Regions from separate parts of the Mus musculus genome. Here region 1 is linked to region 2. The links are chromatin loops, found by intact Hi-C in ENCODE. Cell type or tissue: left cerebral cortex. All regions are shown on one strand. Each heading gives the region's core, and the rest is flanking DNA. Links, peaks and the distances in the headings are about the cores only.

Region 1 (2,897 bases), core at 274-2,773, 170 kb before region 2:
AAAGTTAGTCTTCTTGGCCTCTCTAATTGCTTACAGGGACAGAGAGCCAACACCTGCTCTTTAACCCCTGGGGTGGATCCATTTGTCAGCCCTTTACAGGAAAGCTCCACACTTCCACAGCCAGTCCCGGTTCAGAGTGGAGTTGAGCCATAACGAGGCCACAAAACACAGGAGAAATGAATCTTTAACTTTGGAGCCTGCTCACCAAAGACTTGAGCCTTTCTTTGTCTAGGAAGAGGTAGATGAAGAGCCAAACTGCCCCTTCGAAGAAGAAGAAGAAGAAGAAGAAGAAGAAGAAGAAGAAGAAGAAGAAGAAGAAGAAGAAGAAGAAGAAGAAGAAGAAGAAGAAGAAGAAGAAGAAGAAGAAAATTTGAAAAGGGGCAGACGATGGGAAAGAATGGGTCGTGCATGCCGGCATAAGCCCGTGCCTTGGATCCTCATGAACCAGATTCCCAACAGACTCATGGTGGCAGCCAACTTTAGGGCCTGGGAAGGCAGAGGCCCCTTCATTTCCCAGCCTCCTCACATCGCGGGTGACCTGTAAAATACAAGCAGGTCCCCAGACCGGGGAGACTTGCGCTGCCAGGAACTACGGGGTGCGGACTGGCGCCGACCGTCGGGCAGTGGGGCGAAGCCAGCACCTTCCCCGGGCTGCAGAGAAAACTTTGCCCTTTAGCACCCACACCCCCTGGTCCATAGGTGTTGGGAGAAACGCTGTGCTCTGAGGGACAGACCCTCAAAACGATTCGGGATGCCCGGGCCAGTGGAGATGGCTGCACCTTGCAGACCGAGGGCTGGTCCGGTGTCTCCTGCCAAGAACTCAGGCACCACAGTGCTACAGTGGGTCTTTCTTCCTGACTTCCAGGGCGCCCTTCGTAGAGACCCCTAGTCTGCCGCCTGCAATCCCAGCTGGCCCCAACTCTGGGTCGCACCCCATAGTGCACCTCACTGTACTCTGGGTCAGCAAATGTGGAGACCTAGAGTGCACAAGAAGCAGTCGGTTTCACAGTTCTCATTTTCGGGGACGTGGGGTTGGGGGGCACCCGCGGTGCCCTGGACTAAAGCTGGGTGTTTGCAGGTCTTAAGGTACGATACAAAAAGTTAGCACTTGATTCTGCGCGGCGAGCCTTGCTCGAAGTCTGAGGCTCCCAGGCGACTGGAGATGGAAGGGGTGGCCACGGGGACCTGTAGCCTCTTTCCGACTCTGCAGCTTTCTACTACCCAGGAGACAAAGGCAAGAAAGGAGGGGACACATAGAAACCTCGGACCACTGGGCAGCTTCGAGCCCAGCTCCCCGCGGTTAGGTGCTCTGGGCCAGTCTTGCTCCTCCGGAACTGCTCGTGCGGGACCCCAACACTGCGCGTGCTCCGAGCGCCCCCTGCCGCCCGCTGCTTCACCTCCGCGTTGCCTCTGCGGTCGCTCCGGTTCCAGAGGCCGGCGAAGGACGGTCCCTTCCCTTCTGGAGCCTCTCGGGAGTGGGGGTGGGGTGGGGGTGAGGGGACAGGTTGACTGAGGACCTTGTGGCTGGAAGGAAGCTCCCAATTTTCTCGGGCGGCAACTTTCACTTCCCCAGAGACTAGTCCTATCCCAGTGAGCATCCCCGCAGGCATAGATCTGGGATGTTCTTCCTAGAGTCGGAAGTGACCCGAGATTGGGGCTTTCTCAGCCATCGGCGACACATTCCTTCCAGAAGGCCCCTTTAAATTGATGTACACATTACAGAAAAGGCAAAGCCACTTCGCCGAGTGAATGACTTTCTGAGAGATGCCAAGGAATGCATTTACTGGCCGCCAGGTCTGCCAATAAAAGTTGCAAATGAAGACTGCTGGTTTCCAGGAAAATGTACTTCTGTTTTTAAAACACTCCTTAGTCTTAATTACCAAAAACTGAACCTCCAAAGAACCGGTTTAAAGAACAGGACTAGTGAGTGGCAGTGATGGTGGCTGCTGGTGAGGTCCCACACCCCCGCATGCATTTACACACCCCAACTCACCGCGTGAGAACAGACCATGCACACCTACGGCTTTACCAATGCAGAGGCGCGCCAGTATTTACATACGCTGCAGACATAGACACAGGCTCAGCGCTGGCACCTGAGGAGGTATGCATTGGGATTAGTGAGTGCTGTTTAGTTTGGAAGTGAAGCTGTAAGAAAAAGACAAATACAGAAGCAAGTGGCCACAGAATAGTAGATAGAAATAAACATGTGCAAAGAAAGGAGACACTTGAACCATAGTATTTAGCTATGTCTTTCACAATCCCTTTTCTTTAACACCAACAATTGACTAGGTTTAAGCTACAAAATACGGCAATGTATCCAGAATCTCTCTCTCTCTCTCTCTCTCTCTGTGTGTGTGTGTGTGTGTGTGTGTGTGTGTGTGTGTGTGGCATTGAATTCTGGGCTTCTGGCTTCCTGAGCCCTAGATGTAATCATGGCTTACACCCCAAATTACTTTTAGGAAAGGTTTCCTTTTGTTTGAGGTCACAAAGACCACAGCTGGAATTTTAAAATCTCTCTCCATCCAACCAGGGAAGCAGCTATTTTTTTCCTCCCCAAAGCTTGGTTAAGGGTAGCACTCTAATGCCAATGAAAGGTGAATCCGTTTGGTAGGCTGTGTCTCTCTTGAAGCACAGACACTAATAAGCACACTAATAAGAATACTTAAGATGCTTGGGGCACTTACGTTGTCATCCTGCCAAGTGCTACAAATAACCCTCACAAGGACCCTGACATGGATGCTATTATCTGCATCTTGCACGTGAGAGAAGGGAAGCTTAAGGGGAATAAATAACCTGCCAACAGGATATATAGCCTCCCAGACTGACTCATTGAGTCTGGAGGACCTTAACGTGCCCCTTGTAAATACATAGTTTATGTGCAAACAAGAGGGGGAAAT
Region 2 (2,897 bases), core at 119-2,618:
TTGCTCTGCTTCATACAGAACCGCTCCCTTTCTGTCATCTCCTTTAGGAACTAAAGCCGAGCAAAATGGACTTTGAAAAGAGTAGGAAGAAACGAAATGATCCAGACTCAATTCCTCGACCAAGGTCTCCAAAGGTCACAGGCCTTCTTTCAGAGCTGAGTCTGACCTAATTGGGAGAAAGTCCACAGTGTCCTAATGAAGGCCAAGAGACTTAGGACTTGGCACCACCCTTCTCCAATTTGGGAATTCTGGGGCCCACCAACAGGCCCAGAGCATTAGAGAAGGGTACAAGATCAAATCCCCTTCTCTCACTTAGGAATAGGGAACCGAATCCCCACCCCACCCCCAGCATTCTAGTTCTGAAGACCCCAGCGTTGAGGACCAAGGGTGCAGTAGCCCTGGCCCTCAGAGGCTCTCAGAGGCTCCGCTTGCAGCCAGCCTTGGCGCTCTTTATTACCTGAGAGATCCTCGCGGGCGTTCTGGTGCAAGTAGCTCTGCTCCAACGAGTAGGAAGACATGCTGGGGTGCAGACCAGCAGAGGCCGCGGGATTACTGCTTGGCGTCAGGGCAGGCGGCTGCTTGAGGTAAGGTGAAGCGCCAGGCGAGCTCCAATGTGCCGCAGGGCTAGTGTAGGGCGAGTGACACTCAATGGCGCTTGCCATAGCCGGGGATGAGGGCACAGGGCTGCTGCTGCTGTCCGGCCCATAGTCCCCGCCGCCACCGCCGCCACCCGCTGCCGCACCGACGCCCGCAGGACCTGCGGGCACCGGGCAGCTGGCCATATAGGTGGAGCCCGGGTTGGGCGACATGTGGGGGACGTGGTGGTGGTGGAGGTGGTGTGGATGCGCGTGGCCCGGAGCACCCGCCCCTGTATCATAGCCCGCGGGCATCATGTCGAGGCCACCATAACCGCCTTGACCGTGGCAACCCAGAGGCGCCGACGGGGGCGCTTGGAAGTCGAAGCCCTGGGGCAGCAGCGAGGCCCCGAAGCCCAAGCCGCTCACCACGCGATGGTACATGGGTTTGAGAGCCTGGCACTTCCGCCTGAAGCCGCGCGGCCGGCGGCGGAACGAACCCTCCTCAAACATGAATTCGCTGGCCGGGTCGATGGTCCAGTAGTGGCCCTTACCAGGTCTCCCGAGGCCCTTGGGCAGCTTGATGAAGCACTCGTTGAGCGAGAGGTTGTGGCGCACGGAGTTCTTCCAGCCCTGGTAGGCGCCACGGAAAAAGGGGAAGCGCGCCTGTAGGAACTGGTAGATCTCACTGAGCGTCAGGCGCTTGCTGGGCGAGCTCTGGATGGCCATGACGATGAGCGCGATGTACGAGTAAGGAGGCTTCTCCGGCCGCCGCAGCCCCGAGGTTGCCTTCTTGGTGCCTCCACTCCCGGCGCCCGCGCCGCCGCTGCTAGCCGCACTCTTGCAAGCACCGGCCGAGGCGCTGACGGAGTTAGAAGAGGACGAGGCACAGGAGGCAGAGGATGATGATGACGACGACGAAGTGGACTCCAGGGTGGCGGCGGGTGGCGGGCTCATCAAGGCGGCCTGGAGCGCGCCGGGCGCCGGGCTGCACGCGCGGCGGAGTGGGGCAGGCGGCGGGCGCGGCGGGGGTGGCGGAGGCCCGCCCTCGGTGCTCATCTGGGAATCGGGAACGAGGCCGGGCCTGGGGGGCGGACCCCGGACCGGGATCGGCGGCGCCGGAGCCGGGTCGGTCCACAAATCGGGCGAGTGCCCTACTGCGCCGGCCGCGCTGCAGCCCGGGCCACTGCGGGCCAGCGCTTCGGCGTCGCCTCCCTCAGCTCCTCTGGGGCTTCGGGCGGCGGCGGCGGCGGCGGGTCGGAGGCAACGCCCCGCGCATCCCTCTTCCGAGCCTCCGGCCGGCTCCTTGCGCAACCGTCTCCTAAGCCACTGAGGCGACGCTGCCCAGAGCTGGACAGCTGCGCCCTCGAGCCAAGACCTCAGCCCGGACCCCGGGGACTAGCCCGTCGTCTTCTTTCAGGAGTGCTCTTCTCTCTGTCTCTTGGACTTCCTCCCTGGCGCGCCCTCCCCGCGGCAGCTTCGCTCCCTCCCTCCCTCGCTCCCTCCCTCCACCCCACCCCGCCCTGCCCCCTCCTTGCTCCGCGCCGCCCGCCACGGGGAGGGCGCACAGGGCTCGCGTCACTCCTCCCCCTCTGGACCTGGCGGCGGGCTCCTGCTCTTATCGCCTCCCGGACTCTCCGGGGTCCTGCTGGCACTACTAATTCCTCTCGGGGCTCTTTCCCTTTCCCAGTCTGTCCTCTTCAAAGCCGCAGATACACCCGCATTCAGCAGGGAGAACTCCCAACCTTGGCCAGACTCGATTACTCCTAACTTCAGCAATTCATTCTCTGTTCCTTCCAGCAGCCCGTATCCTATCCCAGAAGTGCCCCCAACCTAGCGATCCGTGCCCGGACACACCCTGCCCCTCCTCCACCCCCGCCGGACCCTGTGGGGGCTGAGTCTTGGGGAGACTGTGCCCTGGAAGAGCTTCCTTAGCCACGGTCCCCAGTGCCCGAACTGACACCATCTGTCAACTTCATTTAGGCAGTGCTGCCCTCAGCCACACGCCAGGGTGCCAGACGTCCCAAGGTAACGTGCCAACTCCGGGTCTCTCTCTCTCTCTCTCTCTCTCTCTCTCTCTCTCTCTCTCTCTCTCTGGCTGGACATGCAGGCTTCTGAGAGGTCACAGCAGAGGGCAAACACTGGACGCCCTTGAGCTGTGCCCGGGGCAGTTATGAACAGATTGTCAGCTGAGCAAGGGGTTTGGGTGGAGAAACCTGGGGCCACCTCTTAGACACTCTTTTGAGTCGAATGGATTCGGTTTTTTATTTGCTTCCATTTTCCACTGACTTGTCATTTCCACTTCATGCTGAGAGAGAGCAA

The links. Peaks named below come from ENCODE experiments on the same cell type or tissue, not always from the same donor. Only the 100,000 strongest peaks of a DNase experiment are listed, where the experiment ranks them.
Region 1: a loop joins it to region 2, with 5 times the contacts of the local background. A loop is called at or near these places in 9 of 42 quality-filtered maps.

What each region holds. Positions count from the first base shown.
Region 1 is chr13:31,799,846-31,802,742 of GRCm38, reverse strand. No RefSeq gene overlaps it. Among named protein-coding and RNA genes, the nearest start is that of Foxc1, 5.4 kb to the left of the region's middle. In left cerebral cortex, for the core only: a CTCF peak has its summit at 1,381 (motif pointing left); DNase peaks (open chromatin) are centred at 1,359 and 1,651; H3K4me3 peaks cover 898 bases; H3K27ac peaks cover 326 bases.
Region 2 is chr13:31,624,817-31,627,713 of GRCm38, reverse strand. It overlaps Foxf2 (forkhead box F2), which reads right to left and starts at 1,898. Exons shown (of 2, transcript NM_010225.2): 1 at 458-1,898. The coding sequence starts at 1,634. In left cerebral cortex, for the core only: no CTCF peak of the experiment used is centred there; a DNase peak (open chromatin) is centred at 1,277; H3K4me3 peaks cover 2,500 bases; H3K27ac peaks cover 1,619 bases.